Regions from separate parts of the Homo sapiens genome. Here region 2 is linked to region 1. Evidence: chromatin loops called from intact Hi-C (ENCODE). Cell type or tissue: A673. All regions are shown on one strand.

The links. Hi-C counts contacts between places; a loop is a spot of excess contacts. Peaks named below come from ENCODE experiments on the same cell type or tissue, not always from the same donor. Only the 100,000 strongest peaks of a DNase experiment are listed, where the experiment ranks them.
Region 2: a loop joins it to region 1, with 3 times the contacts of the local background. A loop is called at or near these places in 1 of 110 quality-filtered maps.

Annotation. Positions count from the first base shown.
Region 1 is chr18:4,261,289-4,269,288 of GRCh38, reverse strand. The region is part of intron 1 of DLGAP1 (DLG associated protein 1); the gene reads left to right. DLGAP1-AS5 (DLGAP1 antisense RNA 5) reads right to left here and starts at 4,687. Exons shown (of 3, transcript NR_036489.1): 1 at 4,388-4,687. In A673, no CTCF peak of the experiment used is centred here; DNase peaks (open chromatin) are centred at 3,658, 4,248 and 4,588; H3K4me3 peaks cover 1,223 bases; H3K27ac peaks cover 4,062 bases.
Region 2 is chr18:4,126,356-4,134,355 of GRCh38, reverse strand. All of the region lies in intron 2 of DLGAP1 (DLG associated protein 1), which reads left to right. Among named protein-coding and RNA genes, the nearest start is that of DLGAP1-AS5, 130 kb to the left of the region's middle. RefSeq lists an enhancer at 7,896-8,000. In A673, CTCF peaks have their summits at 3,422 (motif pointing left) and 7,561; DNase peaks (open chromatin) are centred at 3,165, 3,425 and 7,465; H3K4me3 peaks cover 327 bases; H3K27ac peaks cover 309 bases.

The sequences.
Region 1 (8,000 bases):
ATAGTTTTCCAAAGAGAAATTATTTATACTTTCAGGGAGTCAACATTGTAGTCAATATTACATGAAAATTAAGTAGATATATGGAAAGATCAGGCTGGCGTTTGTTGGATACATTTACTATATCTTACTGCAATATGGGAGAAATTCAGTAAGTAGCAATGGATTTATTTAATCCTTTAAAAGGGATTTCTTGATATTATAAGAGTTAATATTAACTGGGACTACTCTGATTTGCCAATTTTTAATAATCCATCAATCTGACATTTACATTTTGGCTTTGTTCAAATTATGTCCAAAAAACTGCTAATAGCTAAGCAAGAAAAACATTATATATAACACAATACTGAATAAAAGAACTCTTCAAAATTATTATTATTTATATGGTGGATCTTATTCTTTACTGATCTCTGTATTGTGTAATTTCTTAAAATTGGTACTGGACCGATGTAAAAGTTATTAAATACATTGATTTTAGTCCATTGGTTTTTATATGTTTTCAAGCAAGAAGCAGACATGAAATCTATTATCTTTGAAGTAAGAATATGTATTTATGGAGTATTTCAAGTTCAATAATTATTTCTTCCCAAAATAATAGTTTCTATATTTAATATGTAAAATAATTCTTATAGAAACCTAACAATTCTGCCATATTTTGCTGCAAATTACATAAATGAAATTGTAGTTACAAGATATTAGAATGGCTGTAACCCACAAACCCTGCTGTTAAAACTAGAAAATAGAAAATTAATCTGGTACTATAAGGAGAGAAGAGAGGAGAGATAAATTACAGCCGGTGTGGCAAGAGTTGTGGGATAAATATTATCCTAATACCTATTTCAGCATCAAATAGGTATTCACTCCAGTCTGTCTATATTCATAATCTCCCTTTCTCTTTTATTCACTATTTTTTTCTTCCCCGGCATACTTTCTATTTAACTACACTGTAGAATAAAATTATTAAAAAATACTGTTTATTCCTTTTTGAAATTTCCAAAAATAGCAGTCAATTTGAAATGTTCATATTCCAATAACTACAAGAATATATAAGCCATCAACATCAAGGGAATTGTACTTGTTTCTTTCCCCTCATCTCTAATGAAGTTAAATTTTGGCCTGTCTGAGAAGAGCTGGTCTAACAGTTTTAATTGTGCAGAGATGGAATAGGCTGCCACCTGAGGTAGTAACCATCCTGTCAGAAACTGAACAAACATCTATGACAGCCAGCCTCCAAGATGGCCTCTGCTCACCACCCTCTCCTGGTTGGTATTCACACCTTTGTGTGATCTTGTCCGGAATTTCAGTAATGATATGTGACCAATAGAATATGGCAGAAGTGATAGTATGTCCCTTCCAAGATTTGGTTGTAAAAGGCACTGCATCGTATATTTTGGTCAATCTCTCTCACTCCCATGGATCACTCACTCAGGGAAGCCGGCTGCCATGTTGTGAGTGGCCCTGTGGAGAGACCTACGCAGTGAGGAAGTGAAGCCTCTTGTCAACAGCTTGTAGAAGTGGATCCTTGTGCCACAGCCTAGTTGTCAGATGACTGCAGCCCCAGCTGACAGCTTCACTGCAGCCTCATGTGCGATCCTGAGCCAGAACCACCCAACTAAACTGCTCCCACAATCCCAAACCTCAAATTGGGTGAGATAATAAATGTGTGTTGTTTTAAATTGCTAAGTTTTGGAGTAATTTTGTATGCAGCTGTAGATAAGTAATATACCATCTGACAGGAATATTTCCTTTGGGTGCAAGATGAGATTTTATGATTACTCACATATCTTCTAATTCTTGTGTTTGTTAAAACAAATGGAGGTGGGGAGAAACTTCCCATTAAGCATTTTATAACCAGACAATGTAACTGTAGAGTTTAACCAAAGTAATTTGTAGGGCAACAAAATGTTTCTGCAAGGGAAGGAGCAATAGCAAGTAATCTTTGTAGTTTCCCATTGATAGTCCATTTATCTCTGCCACAAATTAGAAGTTGTAAAGATTAGGTGCACAGGTGGGCAGGTAAGACATAGCATTAATCACAGTATTAAGACAGCAGTTGACTGTAATATTAGGCTCATTAGATAGGTAGATAGATACACACACACACACACTCATTACAGTGATAGAAACAAATATTGGTCTTCAGTCTCATCAGGATATTGTGTTTGTGATAAGCTATTGTCATAAAATGTCCCAAACCAATACACAAACCTAATAAAAAGTCAGGCAGAAGAAAAAGAAAAGGCAAATAGTTGCAAAAGAGTAAGGTAAGAGTTGTTCAACTAAGGCAGCTATCAGTGGGTGGGTGAGCACATTAGTAAACTCAGCACCTGAGATGAGTGTATGGATATCAGACTTGATCAAAATGCCAAATTTATATAAAGATTACACTTGGAGTCTTTTATTTGCTTGTAAATGTTATCTAATGAGTTACTAAAAATTATACATATAGCCCATATGCTGATTTCAAAAATCATTTTAAAAAAATCACAGACAGCTTGTTTGCCCAGAATGCAGTTGATTTTTGATCATTGTTGTCATAAGACATGGATGTATGTAATCATCTGAAATTTACCCAAATATCATTGAGCTTTTAGTTTTGACTTTCCAGCAACTGGTGCACCTGGAGAAACTTGTGCTGTCTGCTGTCTTTAGATAGAAATTTGCTGGAAGTATGAAAGAGCAATTGAAATAATTATTTTTACTTTCTTGATCTCCTCTTGTTGCCTGCTAATCAGGGAAATAAAGAAAAAAGTGAACAGACAAATAAAGAAGCAAAGGTCCTCCCCAGTCAGCTCTGAAGATACCTATGCTCTGTGCTCCCCGTTGATCTAGCGAGGCCTTCAAAAATGATTTAGCCCACTAGGAGTTCTCCAGTTCTTAGGATAAGCATTTATGCCCAAATTGCCATTATAGTGATTTTCTGTGCTCTCTAGTCTGTGGCATTGTATTTTTATCATCCAAGCAAGTGATTAGTGGAATCTATTCATGCTTTATCTGTGGCAAACTCAAATTTACATTCTTTCCCAGCTTGAGGGCTGTATAGTTGGATGGAGTGTAGAGCTACTTATAAAGGGCCTGCAAGAAGAAGTGATGGAGGTTGGTTGGCTAATGGGTAGTTTTATTCAATATAATTTATTTTGAAAAATCAGCTAAATGAAAAGTAACTCCATGGTCAAAATGATCTTTTGTGTATCCTACAAATTTCAAATTCCATTATATCACTGAGATTAATAAACACACTATAAGAGCAAAATATCTTAAGAGAGTTCCTCATACTGAACTATTCAGTGTTAATTATATTAATAGTTGGGCATGGTGGGTGATGCCTGTAATCCTAGCACTTCTGGAGTCTGAGGAGGGAGGATCGCTTGAGCCAAGGAGTTCAAGACCAGCCTGGGCAGCATAGGGAAACCCTATCTCTCCAAAAAACAAAAAAAGTAGCCAGGTATGATGGCACACACCTGTGGTCCCAGCTACTGAGAAGGCGGAGGCAGGAAGATCAGTTGAGCCGGGGAGGTCAAGGCTGCAGTGAGACATGAGTGCACCATTGCAGTGCAGCCTGAGCAACAGTGAGACACTGAAGAGAGGAGGGAAGGAAGGAAGGAAGGAAGGAAGGAAGGAAGGAAGGGAGGGAGGGAGGGAGGGAGGGAAGGGGAGGGAGGGAAGGGGAGGGAGGGAAGGAAGGAAGGAAAGAAAGCAAAAGAAGAAACAAAGAAAAAGGAAAGGAAAGGAAGGAAGGAAGGAAGGGGAGGGAAGGAAGGAAGGAAAGAAAGAAAAAGAAGAAACAAAGAAAAAGGAAAGGAAAGGAAGGAAGGAAGGAAGGGGCTGGGTGCAGTGGCTCACACCTGTAATCCCAGCACTTTGGGGGGCCGAGGCAGGAGGATCACAAGGTCAGGAGGTTGAGACCATCATGGCTAACACAGTGAAACCCGGTCTCTACTAAAAATACAAAAAAATTAGCCAGGTGTGGTGGTGGTCGCCTGCAGTCCCAGCTATTCCAGAGGCTGAGGCAGGAGAATGGCGTGAACCTGGGAGGTGAAGCTTGCAGTGAGCCGAGATCGTGCCACTGCACTCCAGCCTGGGTGACAGAGGGAGACTCCGTCAAAAAGAAAGAAAGAGAGAAAGAAGGGAGGAAGAGAGGATGGGAGGGAGGGAGGAAAGGAAGGAAGGAAGGAAGGAAGGAAGGAAAAATTACATTAATATGATTAAGATTTACCGGAAATCTGTCATTATTTGAGAGAAAGAATTTTGTCTGATGCACAGAGAAAGGAAGGGGAGCCTGAGAAGTTCTAGGTGGGTATGTTTTGGCTAGGCAGGGGAGCACTGGAAAGCAAGTGAAAAGCACAAAAGGAAATTCAAAGGTAAGATTCAAAGATTCCAATCTTCCTACCTTCCTCATGGTTTTGCCGAGGGCTGTTTCAAAGGTTGGTGCACCTGGAGAAAGCCTTGCCATCTGCTCCCTTTGGACAGCCTCAAGTTTGCCTCTGCTGGAAGTGAGCTTCCAAAATTAGTCTGGAACATTAAAAACCTCGGTTTCCATTAATTCAGCTCAAGGTCCCCAAGGACTAGCATATTTAATCTAGATTTAGCTGATTAGCCTGCATTTCGCTGTGTAATTCCCATCCTTGGCTGCTAAAATGGGAGGAAAAAAGAGCAAGTGAAAGTAACAAGTCCTGTCGGGATTTGGCTCAAGGCAGGAGTTAGAGAAGCCAGGTGGCAGACTGCCTGGGAGGAAGTGCAGAGTGGGAACCAAGGGTGAGGCAGAGGTAGAGTGTAGAGTTGAAGGTCAGTGAAGGTGAAGAATGAGTCTTATGAAGTAGTTATTGATGCAAGGGCAGGAATCTAGCTACTGACAGATCATCAAGGATTAAGAGAAAATCTTACACAATACTTACCAGAGAACAATGACATTGAACTTTGTTCCTCTGACCGGATGTGGATCTCAAAATGTGAGTTCAGTGTGGGAGCCAAGCTAGCACATACATCTGCTGGCTTAGAGGAAGAGGATGGAGATGAGAAAAGCAAATGATTGCCTTGGAATGTTTAGAGCAAATGGATGCACTTTCCACATCTTCTCTTTCCCTCTCTATTTTTAGTTCAATATACAAGGATTTCTGTGGCTCCAAGAAATCTCAACATCCTTTTCCTAAAAATACAGGAAGCTCCTGGATGGACTTTATGAATTTTCCATTTTATAATTGATTTTGCCTCACCAACCCTGGTCCTACAGAACGTAATTTAACAAAGCACATATGACTTATTTATATTTATGAGAAGTTGTGGGAAAATATCTTCATATGTGATGCTTAAAGAAATGTTGACTTCAGAAAGACTATTTGCTTTCGTTATCATAATAGTTGAGCCAATATTAACCAAATTATTTTTAATGAGTAGGGAGTCATTCATTTTGAGAGAAAATGTTTATAAATCATATCTTCTCATTCATGTAGTTTAATGTTCTGAAGTAACTGAAATCTATCTAAAAGAAAAAACACATTAAAAAAATACAAAGATGATGTACAAAGAGCACCTATTGAATTTGATGGCAACTGCCCTTCCATAGGATATGCTGAAATGAACCAGAATTGATTAATTGCACATTTATCCATTTATTTTTCTTTTAAATATTGAAGTTCTGGGCACCAATTACCAAGATAAAGTGAGGAGGAGGACATAGGCCTTGCCTTTATTCAACTTAAACATTTAATGGAAGTATTTTTCATCTAGAATTTTCTTTATCCTCTTTGGCCATATTTGGTAGTAGATCAGATTTTAGGACTATTCATAAAGTCTTTTTGTATTTCTTAAATTATGCATTTTATTTAATATTTACTTAAAAATTATTTTAAAATATCACTTCAAACAAATTTTAATAAGAATTCATTTAAATGAATGGAAGAATTTTTTAAATCTCATATATGGGCATTTTTGGTAATTAAAAGCAATACGGAAAGATACCTACTCTGTTAGTTTTCTAGTCAGTAATATTATTTTACTTTGTATTGATAGTTGCAGAACCACTCAGTATGAAAATGCGTCCTGGTATAATAATAGAAGGCAGGCCCGGTACGGTGCCTCACACCTGTAATCCCAACACTTTGAGAGGCCGAGATGGGCAGATCACGAGGTCAAGAGATTGAGACCATCCTGGCCAACATGAAGAAACCCCATCTCTACTAAAAATACAAAAATTAGCTGGACGTGGTGGCACGTGCCTGTAGTCCCAGCTACTCCGGAGGCTTGAGGCAGGAGAATCGCTTGAACACGGGAGGCAGAGATTACACTGAGCCGAAATCACACCACTGCACTCTAGCCTAGTGACAGAGTGAGACTTCGTCTCAAAAAAAAAATAATAAAATAATAATAATAATAATAGAAGGCAATATTGTGAATACTTACCATGTTACACCTCTGTTCTTAGTGCTTTACAGGGGTGATCTCATTTAATCCTCCTCTCTCAATTCTATGACATAAGTAATATTACATCCATTTTACAGATATGGAAACAGAGGCATGCTGAAATTGAGTAAATTTGCCAGGGACACATAACTAGGGATTACTGAGGGTGGTTCAAACCCAGGGAGTCTGGGTACAGAGAGTGTGCCCACTGGCACTCTGCTGTGTTGCCCACGTAGCACCTGGATGTTGCTGTGTCCCTGAGGATTTTAAAATCTATTGCTTTTCATGTCTAGACACAGGATCAGGAGTCATTTGAACAATGACCAGTTTTATTCCTATTTCCTTGCAAGTAATTAAATGCTAACAATCATTTAATTTAGTGTCATGTAGTACAAAATGCATTCATTTGTTTTATTTGTCCCGCAGTGTGGCCACTGATTCCTGACGGTGCAAGGGCACACTGTAAGGGTTCAGTGTCTTCTCCTCAGTTATTTCTGATAATATAACCCACTTAGACAGATATGCACAGCATCCCTGCATGCACACACACTGTGCACACACACACACCTACACAGGGACTGCCCGGGAATTCCTTTTACTTTCTTAATTAAGGGAATTAGATAGAAGAAGTGCTAAGTACTAGCTCACATTTTTGCAGTTTGTGTCTGGCTGTATCCTGCTTCTCTGCAGCAAAAGCTTTCTTTGAATAGCTTTGGTTTTAATTACATGTAGAACTACATGGCTATGGATGTGTCATTTAAAGATGAAAATGGATCTCCTTCACCTTTGAAATGGGGAATAAGTAGTTGAGACTATAGAATGTTAGGATTGGAAGAAATCTTAGAAAGTACCTAACGATCTAATATAGCCTCCCAATCATGAAATCATTTTTATATAGTACTCCTTGCACTATCAATGATGGTTAACATACTTTATTACCAGGTATTCTTTTCCATCTTTAGACAAATATGGTTATTAGAAAGTTGTTTCATTTTTAAATGAGTTCCTGTTCACTTTTTCTTTCCTTCTGGTATTGTCTAGCTCACTGAGCTTTACTGCTTGGCACTCAGTAGGCACTTAGTATATACATTTGTGATTAAGGAAGTTCATTTACCTTTTAGCATGAGGAACATCGAGCCCATTTCATCAGATGTCTTTTCACAGCCACTATCAGATAGAATCTCTGCTTAGCAGTTCACCAGCTACGGAAGACAGTCATACACAGATCATTTTAATTCACTATATGCTAAAAATATATATGTATAAGATGCTACAGGATTCCAGAGGAGGGGCATTGGATGGGACAGAGAGGTGGAATAGGGACGAAGGGGGGTCACAAAATGTTTTCTAGAGTAGATAAGTTTGAGCTGAGTCTTAAACATGAGGATGATTTATCCCATGAAGAAGAAAAGCAGAGGTAAAAGGGCACTTCAAGGGGAAGAATAGTAGCAAAATAGCATGGAGACACAGCAGCATATGAGGAAAATCTAAGGGGCTCCATAATGCTAGAAGATAGAGTAAAAGTGGGAGCAGAGGAGCAGGGCTAGAGGATGGGGGAAGCCAGGTCACTGGAGGCTGTGAGTGCTGCGTGTGATCACTTCATG
Region 2 (8,000 bases), 130 kb after region 1:
AACCAAGTCCCCCCAACCTCCCGCCCCAGGGAGGCAGTTAATAGAAAAAGAGAAGGATTGTGGCTTGAAATCCAGGGAAGGCTGTTCTTTAGGGGGCAGGAGAAGAAGGAATTAGCTGGGGAGGATGCAAAGAGAGACAGGAGAACACGGGTGTTTCTTGGCATGAAGGCTAAAAGTATTAATAATGTTAACAGGATTCAGACTAGGAAATTTCGTTAACATGGTAATGTCATAATTTTAAATCTAGAAATTTCTATCTTTTGAATATGGCATCTATTTTATAAATTTGTATAATTATGCATCATGAAATTATAAATTCAATCATCCCATCTCACCTACCTGACTTCTCCTTTTTTTTTTAGGACCACTATTATCTCAATGTCAAAATCTTTGGGTCATCCTCGATTTATTCTTTCTCCTCTACTTGTCCAGCCTCTCACTAGGTCTTGGTTGTTTTTCCCCAAGTCCTTTTAAATCCCTGCCTTCCTAACATCCTCTCGACCAGCCACCATCCTCACGCAGGACCTCACTGTTAGTGCCTCACCCACGAACTTCACTCCAAAATTCCATTTTGCAAGCAAGCCCAAAATACTGTTTCTGACATGTTTTTAATAGTATTTGTTGAATCCTTCCGTACCAGACACTATGCTAAGTGTGCTATTTCATTTAATTCCTATAACCCATTTTACACTTTGCAAATGAGCAAATTGATCTCTAGAGAGTCTGAATAACTCACCCAAGCAACTAAGTAGAAAAGTGTGTCTAACTCCAAAACCAGAGCCCTTAGCCACTGTGGCATAATACTTCCTGTGGCCATGTATAAAAGAGACGATGGTGACCAGACTCCAGGAGATAAAGCTGGGTAAATTAGGATCAGGGTTGTAAAAGATCCCATTAATTTCACCCAATGGACCAACATTTATTCAAGGCTTTTAAGCAGGGACTGGAGAAACAGGCACATGATCAGATTTTATTTTACTAAATAGTTCTGATAGGCAAATGGTGAATGGATTAGATGGACTTGAATCTGAGGCAACCCTTGTACCTCTGGTGTTGGGGCAGTGAATCGTTGGCACTCATGAGCCCTGTTGGAAGCCCTTGACTTAGCATGTGCTGTGCTCTCCTCATGGCATGTTCTTACTGGATTTCTCTGTCTCCCAAACCTCCTTCAAGGCACTTCTCTATTGTCACCTTCCTGGGGGAGGCTGAGTCTCTCCTCCACACTCATGCAGCCTCTACTCAAAGCGCTTAGGGTGTTGCAAGCCTGTCATGTTGCAGCCCGTTGTGCAGTGATTCTCACAAAATCTTGCTGAAACAGTTCTACCCCCATTTCAAAGATGAAGAAAGTAAGTCTCACAGAGTTGATGTGACTTGCCTCTCTAGATTGTATCTGAAGTATCCTTGCATTACCAATGCTGGTAACTTGCAAATGCTCAATAAATGTGTAACAAGTACATTTAATTACCTTTACCTGTTAGTATGTTTTATTTTATTAAAGCTCCTGGATAACAGGAATTATGCTTTTGAAGCTTTCGTAATACCCAGCAACATGTATGGCACGCAGCAAATGAAATTACTTGATTCCTTTAACAGATTTTCATTTTCTGTTGTTTTCCTCTTTTCATTTTGAATACGATACTTTAGAGTAGAATTTTAAGTGGGAACTCTTTTGCCAGAAATCAGCAGGACACCAGGCTCTCTTGGAAGACCATTTCTTTTGTAGGATGATATGATGCTTATATGTTAGACAACTATTGTACCTGGCAGAATGAAAGTGCAGGTGGAAATAGGGTTGTCAACTTTTATTCTCACAATACCTTATAATATAGGTATTATTTTCTCCCCATTTTACCAATGACCAAGAAAGACACAGAAAGGTTAAGTAATTTCCCCTAGGGTCACACAGCTAGAAAGTGGCAGAGCTATAATTTGAACCCATAGACACCATAGTTTAGAGTTTATGTTCATTCACTCAATTAATAAGCGTTTTATGCCCTAATATAGGCCAATCATGAATTTACCCTGTAATAGATGGTCAATGAATGTGTACTTAGTGATTATACAATGTGAGTGCTTAGTCAGGGTCTTCACTAAATGATATATAAAAGTAGATATATGGCTTAGTATGGTTGAATCATTTCAGTGAAAAGAATGAATTGTCTAAAGCATCCATTTTTAGTTTTCAGATTTTACATGCTGTACCAATTCATCCTCAATTAAAAGAAACCAATTGCAAAGTGACTAGGAAATAGTCAATTATTGTTTTAGCTGCCAAGCTTCAAGAATTAGCATTCTAGAATTTACAAAAATGTTAAGCCAGGAAAAAAAAAAGTCATAAAACACCATTTCAACCGCTTTTGAAATTCTGCCAGATACTAGTAATTGTATTATAATTTAAATTTTGGAAACTTAGAATTTTAGAGTTGGATGGGAACTTTGGAATCATCTGTGCCAGCTGCGTACCTCATGCCAGAAGCATTCATACAACATTTTAAAAATAAGATCTTTGACAATGTTCTTTTAACATTTGCACAGTCAATAGAAACAGTTATAGATTTCTTTACGCTATCACTTAAATTTGTGCCTATGGCTAGTAAAATACGATAACCTCTAGCTAATCCAATCCAGCAGTTTCTTGTCACCCTTTCCTGGCTCTTTCTCTTGCCCACGTTTGAGAAATTGGCTTGATATTTTGGAGTGATTCTTCTAGATATTATTGAGCATTGTCCTCTAGTCCTCTAAAGCAGGAGTCAGCGGACCTCATCTCGTGGATCAAATCTGGCCCATCTCCTGTTACTGTAAATAAAGCTTTACTGAGACACAGCCACACCTGTTCTCTTATGTATTGTCTGTGGCTGCTTTTGTTCTAGAAAAGCCAAGTAGGGTACTGGCAACAGAGGAAGTATGGCCCTTAGAGCCATTTACTCTCTGGCCCTTTGAGAAAAAGCTTTCTAACCTGTGCTTTAAAGTATTACAGTTCTTCGCATGTTTTACTTTTAAATATCACTATTTCTTATTCCATTTGTCATGTGGAATAAAATGATTGTGATGGCCTGAATGACATGAGCCCACACATGGTTTGACTTTCTTCTAATGTTTAGTAATTAACTGTTCTTGCTCTCTCTCTTACACGTGCTTGCACGCACACACACACACACGCCCACGTTTTTTTCCTGAAGCTCATAAACTGGAGACAATAACGGTCTTTGTTTCTTTCTGTGAATGTCTGAATGTCTGCAGTTATCTTGGGATATAAATAGTTGCATAATATATTTCTGAAAAAAAAGACACTGTAATGCTGTTTGTGATCATAAAAGACATTGTTTATCAATATTACATGTGTTTATGGCTCTGGTTTTTTTAATACAATTATATGCAAATAGTCCCTTCTTGGGTAAATCCTTGTCATATTTTCCTGCAATTCCCCCTGCTGGCCACATCCTCGCCAATCAGAGTGGATGATTTTCTCACAGTTTTTGCAACAGGCCAACTTCTTGCTAGGCATTCTCTGGTTGTTTTCCTGCCTCCTCTGTCCTCCATTAAAAGATCTTTGCCAAAATGTCACCTTCTCAGAACAGCCTTCCCTTACCTGTAACGGCTCCCTCGGCTCTTTCTCTGTGATGACCCTGACATTAGTCGCAATGTGCCGCTCTCTTGTGGTCCGTGTTCATGTTCTGTGTGTATGTGTGTGCGATGGGAGGGTGTGGTCCTGCCCCTTCTACTGGAATGTAAACTTCACAAGAACAAGGACTGAATCTGTCTTCCTCACCACTGTCTTCCTAGATTCTAATATTGTAAAGCATTTAGAAAACAGAAAGTGGCACATAAATGACAAGTGATTCAATAAATAAATATAAAATAAATGAATGTCCTGAACTTACAAGTGTTGAAATGGTAAGAGTTTCTAATCACATCTAGATGTCACTGGGATCTTCACTCAATTTTGCTGATGTCACTTACACATTCACTTACTAATCCATCACTTACTATTAAATAATCACTATTCCAGGTACTATCTGTGTTCGTGTGTTCCTTTCTTTCTTCACTTGAGGTAATATGAGTATATTGGTATCATCAGTGCCTCTGGAATTTACTCATTCTGAAAATTTGGGAAATAGGAGATAGTTACCTGTCTGTATAACTGAAAAGGTTTTGTTAGAGTACATGAAACTTTTACTCTAGAACAAGAACAGCTTGAAAAACCAACACGGAAGGAAAATATTTAATGTTCTTATAATAAAACATGTAATGATGTTCTTGCAGTGAAATTGAACAGACTATGATCATTTAAATCACAATGTTCTGGAAGGTTTGGACATGGTGAAAAGCTGGTCAAATGAGGGCACCATTAAGTTTTTCTAAGAAAATATAATGCTTCTGTTCAGCATGCTCCGGACAATGCCCAGAATGTCCCATTTAGATATGTCATCAATAGCTAAGGATAGTACTGATTATGTTGCATTCATGTGAAATCTAGTTCTTTACCAGGTGACCAAAACACTTTGAGACATTATTTTATATATTCCTGTTATTCCTTCAAATTAACTATTTTAGCAAGAAGAGATTCTTTGCCTAAGGAATCAGAGTCCGTTCATGGCACAGCTGTAGACAGAATCCCATTGTCCTAATGCTCTGAAGAAAGCCAGTACTAAATTGGCGTGGGTAGGTTGCTCAGGAAAGCAGAATGGTCAGGTGGAATTTAAAACAGTCCACAACTTCACATTTATCCTTCCTCATCTTCCAGTAACCCAAAGCCTCAGGAAAAGTCGCAGTGTTCCTTGTAGTCTTAGAAAAGCACATATCTACAAGAAAGCAGATTGGCCTGTGAGGATGATGAACCAGTGCTTCTGACAAGTTTCATTCTATGACGCACCACGATTTCCCACCCTCTCCTTCATGATGAAGGAAAGATAGAGGAGCTGCCTGATGTGGCCCAATACAATTTTTAATGAAAAGACAATGCTGAGATACTGCATTACCATAGTGTAGTCCGGACAGCCATATGCTTGCCCAAACTATTATATGTGTGTGTAATACTTGAATTTAGATTGGAAATTGGAAGCTCCTTATGGGTTTCTCTTAATCTTTAAAGGTGCTACCCGTCTTCATTGCCAAATATCATTACGTTAGTTTTTCTCTCTGTGGAATTTATCAAAAGGATTCTTTTATTTTCTTGTGCTTCATGCAGTGAGCACTAATTTAGCTGTCACATTTCGGTAGCCCCTCTATTATGATTTTAATAATTAGGTGTAAATAATACAATTGTACTTATAGATGGCCTTTGACTGCAAATGCCCCTTGCCCCTCCCTTCCTTACCAAACCAAAAAAACTTCTGTTCACTCTATAGCCTTTGTTATTGTTATGAACTTAGCCTTAACTTATTCTCGAATACTGAGCACAACCTTTAGAAGGAAAATTTCCAGGCATTTCAGGAAAACTACAAGTTAAAAAAAAAATGCCGGTGTTTACCAGCAGTTAGTTGTTCAGTCAAGGTCTTCAGAGTAGCGTAATCTTCAGTGATGCAAAATGTCATATGGAAAGTCAGGAGATCTTGTGTTGGCTTCTGTCGTTCACTCTCATCTTGGGCATGTATTTTTCTCTCCATTGGTAAATGTGGTCCAGCCTTGGAGGTCTGGGGTATTAACTTGGATCCTCGCTGATAGCATGCTCCTTGGTCCTGCTTCTTCAGGCCAGTATTACTTTGTAAGGACCCGTGTCTCTCTGTAGGAACTTAGCAGTTGGAGATGTTTCCATGGTTCATGCCTTCCTGTGTACTGGGGGCTTTCTTTTCTGCTCATTTGAATCCCATAGGAAATTGTAAAGCATTTAGAAAACAAAAAGTGACACATAAATGTCAAGTAATATAATCACATTTTCACGTGTGGAATCAGCAGTTGCAGGAGATACATGCAGTCATTCCTTGGTATCAGAGGGGAATTGGCAACAAGCATGGCCTTGGATCCCAAAATCCACAGATGCTCAAGTCTCTTGTATAAAATGATGTAGTATTTGCATATAGCCTACTCACATCCCCCCGGTATACTTTAAATCATCTCTAGATTACTTATAGTACATAGTACAATGTAAATCTTATGTAAGTAATTGTTATACTGTATTGTTTAGAGAATAATAACAAGAAAAAAAAGTCTGTATCTGGTCAGTACAGATGCAATTTTTTTCCTGAATGTTTTTAATTGGTAGTTGATTGTATCCACGGATGTTGAACCCACAGATATGAAGGACCAACCATGATTTTCTCTAGTGACATAGAATGCTGTTACTGAACTTAGTGCTGTTATTGAGGGGAAATATTGTGTAACTAACAAAGGAAGAAATATCCCATAAAAAACAAGATTTATGTCAAACTCAAAATGCTTTTTGAAAAAGCTCAGTCTTACTGTGGACTATTGTAGTCAGTGATTTCTTTTGACACATGAACCTGTTGCATAGTGTTGAACCATGTAAAATGAATGTTTTACATGTGTTTCTTTTCACAGTGATTGGATAATTTAATTGAATAAGCCAAGAAATTACATATGAAAGCTTCACACAGTTTGTGGCATACCTGGGACAAATATTTTTAAATTTCCTGTGTTTCAGGCCTTATTTTCTGAGGTCTTAATTCACCATTACATTAGATGACAAATTAGCAATAAAATAGTATTTTAGTATGTTTTTCTATTTTGTAGCAAATGTATGATTCTTACAATTATGCTGAGTTATGTTTTTCAGATAATATATTTTATTTTGAAAAATCATTATCAAGTCAACTGCTGGGAAATACACTAGTAAAGTAGCCCCAATTTTGCCTTGTGAAATCAATTGACTTTTTTCTTTCATCAATGGATCAACTAAATAAATGCTTCCAGATGTATTCTTCTGAATTTGAAATCTTCCTTTTCTTTTCTCTTCTCTCTTTCCTACATTGTATTTTTGTACCTCTTCATTTTTGCAGTAAAATGACTAATGATTACCAAAAAATGCAAGTAGTCAATACCCTGATAGGGTGGAAAAAAGAGACTAAATCATGTTTTTTCCCCTTTGGAAAAATAGTTATTCTTTTAAAAGTGTATTATTGACTGCTAATCTATTTTCTCAGCCAGCCGGTACCACACCCTACTTTGAGAAGGGTGTGAAGGTGCATGCTGGCTTTTGAATAATCTCAAATCATGCATAGTAGCTCCTGCTGATGTTCAGAACTGCCACCTTGCTTACAGGTTCAACTCTGGTGGCTGCTTCCAGTTCCTCTTCTGAAATGATATAGTTATTCTTGGAAATTTTCAACTGATATTACAGTGTCATAAGCCAAATGATCAGGGATACAAAATATGATTATGCAAATCTGATCTTAAGGCAGAACTGAAGGGTTAGTGCTATAAATGAAGTGAAGGAAATTCATCTTCTGGAGATACTGTCATGCCACCTTTTGCTATTTCCTGTAGGATGTTCTCATTTCCCTTGAGGGAGAAAGGTTTCATTAATCTGGGACAGCTGTCTGAAGAGGTTTTATCCTTTTTAGAAGTTGCCTTTGAAAAGTGTCTTTGATATCTACGTTTTTGGGTTTCTGTGATTTAAAAATAAAAATCTTGAAGCACCATATGTAACCACTGTTAGAGTAATGAGATTGCTGCTGTGAGGTTGCACCACAGACTTGTGGCAGGTCAGGGGAAAAGCCATTTTATGATGCTAAGCACCTATAAATTTCTAAAGGGTTCTTCCAAGAAAAAAAGCATTCTCATTTCTTTAGAACTATAAATGCAGGGCTAATATATCTACCTGCATATAAACATATATTTACCCTGTATGTGTGTATATGTGACACATACACACATGTATGCATACTCCATTTATACAACGATATAAAGCAAATAGGTATAGAGATGTTTAAAAATGTGCTGGGCAAGTATTTTAAACTGTGCATTTGTGCATGATATTGAACAGGTTAATTCGGGCTAGATGGCAAACAAGCTTTGTATTTTCCTGAGAGATGTGATCTTAG